Regions from separate parts of the Homo sapiens genome. Here all the other regions are linked to region 1. Evidence: read pairs that join two places in POLR2A ChIA-PET (ENCODE). Cell type or tissue: GM12878. All regions are shown on one strand.

The links. ChIA-PET counts read pairs that join two places held together with the same protein. Peaks named below come from ENCODE experiments on the same cell type or tissue, not always from the same donor. Only the 100,000 strongest peaks of a DNase experiment are listed, where the experiment ranks them.
Region 2: POLR2A ChIA-PET joins it to region 1 with 5 read pairs; 1 of 35 experiments calls an interaction of 5 or more read pairs at or near these places.
Region 3: POLR2A ChIA-PET joins it to region 1 with 7 read pairs; 2 of 35 experiments call an interaction of 5 or more read pairs at or near these places.

Annotation. Positions count from the first base shown.
Region 1 is chr6:73,469,977-73,473,976 of GRCh38, forward strand. MTO1 (mitochondrial tRNA translation optimization 1) reads left to right here. Exons shown (of 12, transcript NM_012123.4): 4 at 3,389-3,678. Among named protein-coding and RNA genes, the nearest start is that of MTO1, 10 kb to the left of the region's middle. RefSeq lists an enhancer at 2,186-2,255. In GM12878, no CTCF peak of the experiment used is centred here; a DNase peak (open chromatin) is centred at 2,113; H3K4me3 peaks cover 994 bases; H3K27ac peaks cover 2,270 bases.
Region 2 is chr6:72,652,151-72,656,150 of GRCh38, forward strand. The region is part of intron 1 of KCNQ5 (potassium voltage-gated channel subfamily Q member 5); the gene reads left to right. All of the region lies in intron 2 of KCNQ5-IT1 (KCNQ5 intronic transcript 1), which reads left to right. Among named protein-coding and RNA genes, the nearest start is that of KCNQ5-IT1, 24 kb to the left of the region's middle. In GM12878, no CTCF peak of the experiment used is centred here; a DNase peak (open chromatin) is centred at 2,373; H3K4me3 peaks cover 405 bases; H3K27ac peaks cover 780 bases.
Region 3 is chr6:73,121,485-73,125,484 of GRCh38, forward strand. KCNQ5 (potassium voltage-gated channel subfamily Q member 5) reads left to right here. Exons shown (of 14, transcript NM_019842.4): 9 at 3,002-3,028. Among named protein-coding and RNA genes, the nearest start is that of KCNQ5-AS1, 20 kb to the right of the region's middle. In GM12878, no CTCF peak of the experiment used is centred here; a DNase peak (open chromatin) is centred at 2,321.

The DNA.
Region 1 (4,000 bases):
CCTGGTAACGAGCAAAACTCCGTCTCAAAAAAAAAGAAAAGATTTGAACCAGCCTTTTGGTTTGGTGAATTCTCAAATATCAATGTCTGTTAGTTCTCAGAAGAATCAGTTTTCCACCTAAGAGAGTAATATGGCTACCCACTAGCGTTCTGGGAACAAAATGGTAAGAGAGGCTGTGCCAGGGAGTGTCATCTTTTATTTTATTTTATTTATTTATTTATTTTTATTTTTTCTTTTTATTTATTTTTGAGACAGAGTCTCACTGTGTAGCCCAGGCTGGAGTGCAATGGCGTGATCTCGGCTTACTGCAACCTCTGCCCCCCAGGTTCAAGCGATTCTCCTGCCTCAGCCTCTCGAGTAGCTGGGACTACAGGCACGTGCCACCATGCCCGGCTACTTTTTTGTATTTTTAGTAGAGATGGGGTTTCACTGTGTTAGCCAGGATGTTCTCGATCTCCTGACCTTGTGGTCCGCCCACCTCGGCCTCCCAAAGTGCTGGGATTACAGGCATGAGCCACCGCGCGTGGCCCAGGAGTGTCATCTTTTAAAATACATATCTTAATTCCCATTTTCATTTTTATTATAGATTTATTAATTTTCTTGATTGGGAAATACATACTTAGGGCCAACAACTTAAAGGCTACAAAAAGCATATAGAGTGAAAAGATAGTCTGTCTTAGCTGGGCATTATGGGCATTATGTGATTATGGCTCACACCTATAATCCCAGCACTTTGGAAGGCCGAGGCAGGTGGATCACCTGAGGTCGGGAGTTTGAGACCAGTCTGGCCAACATGGCGAAACTCGTCTCTACTAAAAATACAAAAATTAGCCAGGCATGATGGCTCACGCCTGTAGTCCCAGCTACTCAGGAGGCTAAGGCAGGAGAATCACTTGAACCTGGGAGATGGAGGTTGCAGTGAGCTGAGATCTTGCTACTGCACTCCAGCCTGGGTGAGAGAGCAAGAGTCTGTCTCAATAGAAAAAAAAAAGATAGTCTGTCTCCTTCACTTTGTCCCCTCAACCAGCCAGTTTTCTTTCTCAGGAGCATTTGCTTTGTTAATCTGTTGTGTGGTCTTTCTACCTAGGCATATGTACATGTCTTCATGCATATGTATATGTATTTTTTGTTGTTTTCACAAAATCGTAGCATATTATACACACTGTTCCTCTGTACCTTTTTTTAAAAAAAAAACTTAATCTGTGTTTGCTTTGCTTTTGGAGGCCATGCTTTTTTTTTTTAAGTTTGTGGGTTTGTTCCGATGGTTACCTTAAAAGCTATGATTTTATATATAATATAATATGCTCACTGACTTCCCTCAAGTAACAATTACTAAATTAGTTTTACTTTCATTTCCTTTTCTCCCCCGACTTTCTTTATTTTCCAGATTTAATGGTTATATTGTTTTTATTAGTATTTATGTTTATACCCTTAAATTGTTTATTTTTTTATTTTTGAGACAAGTTCTCTCCCTCTTTCTTAGGCTGGAGTGCAGTGGCATGATCACAGCTCGCTGTAGCCTCGACCACCTGGACCCAAGTGATCTTCCTGCCTCAGCCTCCTGTGTAGCTGGGACCACAGGCATGTGTCACCACCCCTGGCTAATTTATTATTTTTTTTTGTAGAGATGGGGGTCTCACTATGTTGCCAGGACTGGTCTTGAACCCCAGGGCTCCAGTGATCTTCCTGCCCCAGTCTCTCAAAGTGTTCATATTATAGTCATGAGCCACTGAGCCTGGCCGATTTAATTTAATATCTTTAAATGCTATTTTGTGATCCTGTCCATATTTTATAGGCCCAACAATAACAATTTTTTTGTGGTAAAATATACAAACCATAAAATGTACCATTTTAACCATTTTTAAGTGTACAATTCAGTGCTATTAAGTACATTGACAGTGTTGTGCACCCATCACCACCAACGGTCTCTTGAACTTTTTCATCATCCCAAATTAAAATTCTGTACCCATTAAACAAAAAGTCCCCATTACCTGAAGAATAAACCTCCATTTTACTGTAAGGTAGAGCTATCTGAGGACAAAACCTTAATGTGTAAATTTCAGCTGTTTCTTTCATTTTCTGTTCCAAGTTTCATTTCTACATTCCTCCTCAGTTCTTATTCTCAGTTCTCTAATTTCTGAGCCTTTGCAGGGCAAATTAGTTCATTCTCATTGATATATCTTCTCTTCAGATATTAATACTTAAGTTATAGCTATCTCCCCTCTGCTAGATGAGTTACCATTCTTCCAAACACTTTCTATCTTTCAAAAATACATTGAAATTTCTCATCTTCTGACTGGTTCTTTTTCATTACTTGTCCTTTTGGTTTTATACCTTTTTTATTCCCCTATTTAATTTTCTTTGAGTTTTAGAAGGGAGAAGAAATGAGAGGTTGTATGCCATATTTATCCTGAAGTCTAAAATTAATTAATTTTTTAAATTAATTGAGACTAACTTTTTAGTGCTGATATGATTTTAGGTACATGTGAATTGGTGATAACACATTGTATTCTCTCTCCTAGATTGCTTAGATTGAGATTGATAACATATTAGCCTTCTTACTCATTTAAAATTCTTTGTCTGGGGTAGGGGAAATGGGAAGATACTGCTCAAAGGTTATACATTTTCAGCTGTAAGTTGAATAAGTTCTAGCAATCTAGTGAGCAGTATGGTAACTGCAGTTAATAATAATGTATGATATACTTGAAATTTGCTAAGGGAGTAGATCATAAGTGTTCTCACCACACAAAACGTGTAACTATGTGAGGTGATGGTTATATTAATTAGCTTGATTATGGGTATCATCACAGAAGGTATACTTGTATCAAAACACCATGTTGCATACTCTAAATATATACAGTTTTTTATATGTCTGTTATATGTCGATAAGTCTTGAAAAAACAAAAATATTAAAAAAGATTCTCAAGTTTTTAAAGACTGATAGTTTTTCTGTAGTTGTAATGTAAAATAGTCACATTCCATTTTGATCCATGGTAACAATTTAAAAAATGACTTTAGGCCGGGCGCGGTGGCTCACGCCTGTAAGTAATCCCAGCGCTTTGGGAGGCAGAGGTGGGTGGATCACCTGAGGTCGGGAATTCGAGACCAGCCTGACCAACATGGAGAAACCCCATCTCTACTAAAAATATAAAACTAGCTGAGCGTGGTGGCGCATGCCTGTAATCTCAGCTACTCGGGAGGCTGAGGCAGGAGAATTGCTTGAACCCGGGAGGCGGAGGTTGCAGTGAGCGGACATTGCACCACTGCCCTCCAGCCTGGCGATAGAGTGAGACTTCATCTCAGATAGATAGATAGATAGATAGATACATAGATACATAAATACATAGATACATAGATAATGACTTTATTCTTTTTTCTTGTTATTTAGTGGATGGAAGCACAGTATATGCAGAGAGTGTGATTCTGACTACTGGGACATTTCTGAGAGGCATGATTGTAATTGGATTGGAGACGCATCCAGCAGGACGTTTAGGGGATCAGCCTTCTATAGGATTGGCTCAGACACTGGAGAAGTTAGGGTTTGTGGTGGGAAGGTTGAAGACTGGGACTCCACCCCGAATTGCCAAAGAGTCCATTAATTTCAGTATTCTAAACAAGCATATACCGGACAATCCATCCATACCATTCAGCTTTACCAATGAGACAGTATGGATTAAGGTAAGATACTTTACGAAAACCTGGCTTACAGCTGGTATTGGCTATTCACAGCAGGAAGTACTGTAACTTTTTTTTTTTTTTTTTGGCAGCAGTTCACTTTATAGCACTATTGCTTATAGTGCAAAGAAATGATTTTTTTTTTTTTTTTTTGAGATAAGGTCTCACCTTGTCACCCAGGCTGGAGTGCAGTGGTACAATTATGGGTCACTACAGCCTTGACCTCCTGGGCTCAAGTGATCCTCCCACCTCAACCCCCTTGAGTAGCTGAGACCATAGGCATGAGCCATTGTGCCTGGCTTTTTAAAATTTTTTTGAGAAATGG
Region 2 (4,000 bases), 820 kb before region 1:
CATTCCAAATATTCTCCGGGACATTGAAAGGAAATCAAGCAAAACATTCTGTAATGTGTAGGCAACTTTAAAAGTGCTTGAGGCAGAAGCAAAAAAAAAAAAAAAAAGTGAGAGAAAGAGGCTTTCTAGCCTGTGTCTTTTTTAGTTAGATGTTTCAGAAGATGAAGAAATTTTAATTATGTGCTTCCTTAGAGTGAGATATTAATTCCTCTGAATCATTCTCTCCAATTTTGAGTCCCACTCTCATTTTTCTCTCCCTCTTCTTTTCTCCTGGTTTTTCCCCCTCCCTCTTTACCTTTTCTCCTCCCTCTTTTTCCTCCCTCCCCTTTCCTTCTCCCACAAAAAGCCAGAATTGCTTGGTGGTAATTCCCTAGAATTGAGCAGGATTGAACTGGGGGTCACTCTGGCTTTGTACTGTTCCCTTTCTTATCTAACCTGAATATCCTTGGATCTGTAAGACTTTTTCTGATCCATATCACAGCCTTTTTCTCTCCTCACCGTTGCCAGTGGGATTTCTCGTGGGCTTTTGGAGAGGTAGAAGGCATACTTGTGAATGTCAAAAGAGCTGTATTCCTGTATCCTGTTTCAACCCTGAGGAGAGGCACTGTGCTAGTGAGGAAAGAACACCCAATCCTAGTCAAAGGACTGAGTTCAATTCAGCCTCACAAGAGGCTCTAAGTATGATCTTAGACAAGGAAACTTCAGGCCCCAGTTTTCCCATCTAGAAAATGAGAGTGGTTAGAACTATATCACACTGAGGATTATGTGAATTTATATATACGTATATAAAGCCGTGCACCCAAATGCTGTTTACAGCATTCTGTGATGAATTCCCTATTTCAGTTGGTACCATTTATTCACAGACAATCACAGGTATTCAGAGATTGTAAGAATTATGGTAGCAATTGCTTACTATAGTTTGTTTATTCCATAAGAGTGGCTTTCATTTTTTTTTAAAAAAGAGACCTCTCCCTTGGATTTTCGTTATAATATGTTTCACTTGCCACATTTTCTGAATTTTTCCATGTCTTGAAGCCTTTGTGATGGTGTTTCATAATCAACCTGCAGGTTGTCAGAATCAGTGGAGCATGCCATTTACTGCTTGTCTTAGATACACTCAATGATTCTTTCTTTCCTGAGTGCTTCAAGTTTTGGCTTTAAAGATCCTCCTTTGTTTTAATAGATTTTCCATTAGTGTCTGCTTATGTAATTTTATCTCCATTTCTAATTGTGAAATTTGTTGCATAGATGTAAATTTTCTTTCAGTATTATTCAGAGAGAAGATAATGGTTGATACCCAAAAGAGGAAGCTAAAAATGCCTTTTAAAATTCTTACTATATTTTGGTGATTTTTACCAATGACATTATTGTATAGTTGTGGTCATTATACCGTTCATTAAAAATATTTATTTGAAATTACTGCATGAATGCCAATCTCTGAATAACATCTTTGCAAATATAGCATGTTATTTTGTCAGTCCAAATGTGTGCTAAATACTAATTCATGTTGTTAAATGTGGATATAAAAATAGTTAATTCTCTTGCTAAGGATACTCATTTATCAAAGTAAAGTAACATTTTAATATTTTTCAAGACAACTATTTTTAAATATTTATTAGAGAAACTGTTCTAGGAGAAAAATTAAGATAAGGTATTATGTATTTTACTCTGTTATGGACACATACATATTTGGATATCAGATAGTTTCATATCAAATTACATATCTTTGTACTCAATAAATATTAGAAAAACTGTTTACTCATCTGTAAAATATAAATAATAGCATCTTCTCATTGAGTTACTTTGAAAATAAATAAAAATAATACCTATGTACAGGACTTAACCTAGTGTCTACCATAATGTAAGCACATAATGAATACTTGATACTGTGATTGAGTACATGCTATGACTATAACCCAGAATAAGACAATAGGAACATAAAAATAGAAATGATCATCATTTTAGATAGGGGAAAACAGAAGGGAAATACAGAGAAATGACATCATTGTGTTTGAGACCATATGGTATCAGAATTGGAATAGAAGGAAACTGGAGTTGGGGGAGGGAACTGGAAGAGTGTTGGGGGTTTGGGAATGAAGAGGTGATACTAAGTTGTGTTTGGGAATATATTGGATTTAAAGTGATAGAAAGTAATTGTAGTGAAGATGGACTGTAGTCATCTCATGAATTGGACCAGAACTTTAACATTGTTCATTTAGTTTTCCAAGAGATATTTACTGTGGGCCGATACTATGTGCTAGATACTGTGCATTGGTACAGTAACCAAGGTACAGTAAACCAAGGATGGAAATACATAAATTTGTGAGTCGGTTTTCTGAGTGAAAGTTAGAAATAAGGAACAATGTACTAGGCATGAAGTGTTGGTTAGTGATTACAAATAGGAGAGGAGAAAAGAAAAGTCCCCAATGACACAAGACTAGAGGCTGAAGACATATCAAGAGAGTGCTGCACGAGGGGAGAAGACAACTTTAAGACATTGTGATTTCCAGAAGAATCACTTTTATATAAATTGAATGCTTTCTAGAGCTTAAGATCATTCTTATATGTTTCAGTAACAGAAAATGAAGATAAAGATAGATTATTCTTGGCTTTTTACCTATTTACACATGAAAATGATTACATACATCTACTTATTCTAGTGTGATATTATTTTCATTAAAATAAAGGTATTGAAGGAATTGTTCAATGAACAAAGAAAACTGTACTTTTGACTAAATTGTAATTAAGTATGCTTGAACATTTTTAAATGCTTAGTTCTGTAATTTTCTGCACAACATGTAGTAAACCAGACATATTTCCAATAAACACTGCTTACCTTCTTTTTGTTTCCATGTTTAATAGCCAAGGTCTGTCTGTCTTTCTTTCTTTCTTTCTTTCTTTCTTTCTTTCTTTCTTTCTTTCTTTCTTTCTTTCTTTCTTTCTTTCTGTTTTTCTTTCTTTCTCTCAGAAAAGAAAAAACAAGCCTTGGATTCTTGTTTCAGTAGCTATGTGCAAACAAAATGGAAAAAAAAAAAACAGAGAAAAATCCTCCACAATAAATCGTAATGGACATATAATCTGTATAACACAAAACTTAGTCACCAAAGGATACTTGAAATGCTGCTAGATCAGTTCAAATCAGCAAATATGTATTGACTTCCCATTTTTTAGCACTATGTTAGGTGCTACAGACCACAAGCTCACAGTCTTCAAATTAAGGAGACAGTTATATAAATGATATAAAGGAGAATCTGTCCATCACAGTGAGACATCCAAATGGCTATGAAGATTCCAAGGAGAGACAGAGCATCTGGTTGAGAGAGAGCAAGAAGAAATTCCTAGAGAAAGTGGAATTAGAGAGGAACGGGGAGTAAGAAATGAGAGTAATGCCAGGCTCCGGATGAGGAACAACATGGGCAAAGACATGGAGACAAGCTTGGTGTGTGGTGTTCCTAGGAAATTATTGTCCTGTTGACTGAAGAAAAAGGGACATAAAAGTGGAAGACTGATAGGAGATTTGGATAGAGAGGAATATGTCGGGACATACTGTGAGTGCTATCATGAGGAAATTCGGATTGATTCAATAGGCAATGAAGAGCCATTAATGGATTTTGAGTAGGGGAATAACATTACTGGAGCAGCAATTTAGAAGACTGATTTGACACCAATGCATAGTATATTCTGGAATGAAGACAAATGGCAATTGGAGAAACTGGCTGGGAACTTATTGTTATAGTTTAGCAGTTAATGAAAGTCTGAACCAGCATGGAATGAAAATGAAAGAATCTATATATGGGTCTTCCAAGATGCAGATATTCAGGAACATTCCATACATCCAAAGTTTACATCTGTATAGTATTTTAAATTTCCATTTGCCCTCAGATATTTGGCACAGATCTGAGAGTAACCTTATTGGCACAGGTGATTCTCAGCTGCAGAGTACCACTTTTGTCTGTATTAATGGTGTCTTCTCTTCTTTACAAGGCCACCAAAGTGGATG
Region 3 (4,000 bases), 350 kb before region 1:
TGAGTCACCCAGCTTGATTAGCGTAGTCAGTTCCTCAGGTTGTTCAAAAGTTATTAAATTGCTCATCCGACATTTGAGAGCACCAGCTGCTTTTCTTCATAGCCCAACAAAACCTTAATCCTAGTGGCTTCATGGGATTCAGGACACCTAACTACTGTGACTCACAAAAAACCACCTGTTCTTACTGATCTTGGGAGATATCAGCTGAGGAAACCTCCATGACATTCCCTGGCAGTACCGTCTTAATGGAGGTTTGTGATGCAGCAGAATGCATACCATTGGGAAGCACCAGATCCATCATTAACTACATTACTTCCCTGTTCTGCCCTTGGCCTCAGTTTTCCCACCCACAAAGAGAAGGACAAGAGTTGGGCAAGATGATTCCTAAGCTCTAATGGGAAATGCCTCCTGGTGGGTGGTATCTAAAATTCTTGTCAGCACCTAGGACAGAGATATTCATAGCACTCCAGGGATTTCAGAGAGGATGGAACCTTAGCATGGATAGAAGCATGGATGCTGTTGAATGCATGTTTGGATTAAAATCCTCTTTTCATTTAGATCTTGAAGTTTAGTTGAACTTTTTATGGAGTTTAAGACCCTTTCAACATTTTGATATTAAAAAACCGAAAATAGAACCTAACTCCTGTGCCATTTATTCCTTGGGAGTATGAACCAAAAATAAAAATTATATAGAAATTGTATTTCTTGTCTTCATGAAGTTTGCTAGGTAAATGTAAAAAGGGAATCTGAGTAGGAAAACTGATAGAGAATTCTCAAGTGACAGAGGAGAGTGGTCTATTATCATATGTGATTATTTGGCTTCCCACTTACTGCAGTTTTTGGATTAAAAGTCATTAAAAGCCTGGAAAAACTGTTTAATAATGAGTCAAATTCCCCCAGTAAATCAACTATTATTTTATTCACATAAGTTCTTTCTACTCCTCTGATATTTTCCCTGTCTTAAGTGGGGGTGGAGGTGGAGGAGGATTTATGCAAACACCTGTGTTCCTCATGTCCTACTGTGCCTTTCCCTCACTTTCCTTTTCCTGCAAACTCATGAACCATGGGGCTCAGCTCCATTGAATGAAGAACAGTTATTTGTCCAGAATGACACAGCAGTCACTGGTAAAGTTCATGGGAAACTAGATGTCCTAACATCTCTCCCCTTCCAGTGATGCTTCATTGCTTCAAAATGCAGAGGTTCTTAATCCTTGTTGATGTTTTTTGTTAAACCATTGAGAATGTGATGGAAATTATGGGGTCTTTCCCAAGAAAGATAATCAATGCACGAGAAAATCAATACTTTGCCTACAATTTTAATGTATTCACAGAGTCCCTGAAGCCAAGTTCAAACTTTTGTTTTACAAAGCAAACTTGCTTTAATCAAGTGACAATAATTTTCAGTGACTTAGAGGGATCTTTTTACATTTAAGTGGCTTACCGAATGGAGAGTGTTGTAGTAAGAAACAGACTACAATTACTATTTTATTTACATTGTGTATTTTCCTTTAGCATTCAGCCTAAGAACTTCTGATGGGAAAGATCATTTATTCAGTCATGTATGCATTCAACAATTACTCATTGAGCACCTATGATGTGCAAGGCATAGTTCTAGGCACTGAGAATGAAGCAGTTGGAGTAAAAAAAAAAAAAAAGTTAGAATCTCTGGCCTTGGGAAGTATGTATTCAAGGGATGTTGGGATAGACAATATAAATAAATAAATATAGGATATGTTAGATGGCATTAAGTGCTAAGGAGAAAAGTAAAATAAAGAAGGAATTTAGGGAGCATCAGAGGCTATAATTTCAAATAGGTGGCCAGGGGGAAGATCAATTTATCAACAATATCATCATCATCATCATCAATGTTACTGTTATCATTAAAAAACACCAGCCCCATGCTCTTGTTCCCCAGTTTTAAAGACATAGTGGGATGCTTTGATTCCACTAAACAGGATGAAAGAGAGGTCTAAGAAACAGCTGTGCAGGGCAGAGAGAAATGGGAGGAGGGACACTCAAACCTGCCAGGGATACAACCAGCAGTTCCTTACTCTCTCTTTTCAGGTCTGGTTTGTCTCTTACATACACTCTAGAGGTCTTAGCAATTCTATTTCAAAGTTTTATTTTAATAACAGAAGGATGTATAGAAGCAAGTACTTTTCTTGATTTTCTCCTCAAAGAGAGTGAAGCTGCAAAGGGCAAAACACAGGTAAATATGCTATTTAGGGAATGAGTCAGAAATTTTATGAGGCTATGGGGAATTATCAAGCTCCAAAAACACCTTGTGGTACCTTAAGAAGTGGGGATTTGGAGATTATCTAACCTAAAGCCTTTGATTTACTCATAAGAAAACCAAAACCTGCAAGCAAATAAGGTGCCTGCCCAAAGGCACACAGCTCGTTTGCAAAGAGTACAGACCCTACACCATGGTGCTTAGACCTACATTTGCTAAAATGAGTTATTACAAATGCCACCCAACAGTATAGGCTAAAAGAGTTTTGGTAAATATTCTATGTACCTTATTTACTCCAAGGAAATTTAGATTTTATACGATACAAAAAAAAATCTGCCTCAGCAAGTGACTGAGATACAATTCATTAATGAATCCAGGTTTAGAAACCAAAGTCTGCCAGATGCACAGAGAACAGTTATGTTGTAACTAGCAACATTCTAAGAGCCCTTGCTAATTCTGGTTAGATCAGAACCACTTTTTCTTAGCCATGGATAGCTTTGGCTAATGAAAAGTCTATTGTTTTTTATTCTATGTGGGCAGTCTTGGCTTTGCCAAGTAAATGTTGTGCTATCTCTGGTCTGTATCACAAAGAATATATGTTAGCAAGTTGAGTACATTTATTATAAAGAACACTGCTTTTGTGGATCTTGCATGAAAAGAGTTACTTAAGGTATTTGATTCCCCAATCTCCAATTTGGCCATTATCAAGTGCTATAAATATATTCACTGGTTTATCATCATTTCTCTTCTGCCTGCACGCACCTGAAGGAAAGAACAAGGGGAAGCATCAAGCAGGTTTGTGATTTCTCTCTTGCTACATGTTTGTTTATAAATCTGATACCTACCAGGTGTTTTAAATGTGTCTCATGTGAGTAAAATCGATCAACAAATACAAGATGATTAAAAGTGACCTTTCACAAGATTGCCTGCAAAGATTGCTATTTTATTGATATTTCGCCCCTTAGTATCAAAGTGTCTTTCCCTAACTCACTCCCTGCTTTTTCAAAATCTGCAGGGCATGGAACATTTGGAGGTGGGGGAGGAGGGGAACTGATCTTGGATTAGTCCTTGCTGTTGTTTTCCCAGACAGAAGTCTTATCAAAGTATTCAAATATGGTAATCTAGAGAATGAAAGAAAGAAATTTTTTTTCTGAATGTAAAAAGTCCAGGCAGCAGTCTAGGATACACTCCCCTTCACTAGGGTCCTTCTTTTGGAGTGATATATATATATATATATATATATATATATATATATATATATATACACACACACACATATATATATCATATACATATACACATACATACATTATATGTATAGGTATATATACCTATACATATAATCTTTTTTTTTGGCAAGATGAAACCACCTCTCTGTGACATCTCCAGATCTCCAGCCCACTGAGTGCTGAGGTCTACTCAAGTGACTCAAAGAGCCCCATCCCCATCTTTTAGGAAGAAGACAACCCTCCCAAAAATTCCCCAAATAATTTATTATCAGTTTCCCATGACTTAGATGGAATGAGTCGTCAGATTACAGCAGAGAATTAAACCTAGAGGGAATACGAGGTGAAAGAAAAATTTCTTGATCTGTGTTAATGAGTACCAGGAAGTGCCTAGATTTGAGAGCAAAGCCCTGAAAAACAGAGCCAGGTGGAACCCAGTATTAATGATGTGAAGAGTGGCAGAGGCAGAACCAGCAAGGAGAATCCCAGGTGCCTGGAAAGGAAGAAGAGATACATTTTTTTTCCTATCATTGTCACTGTG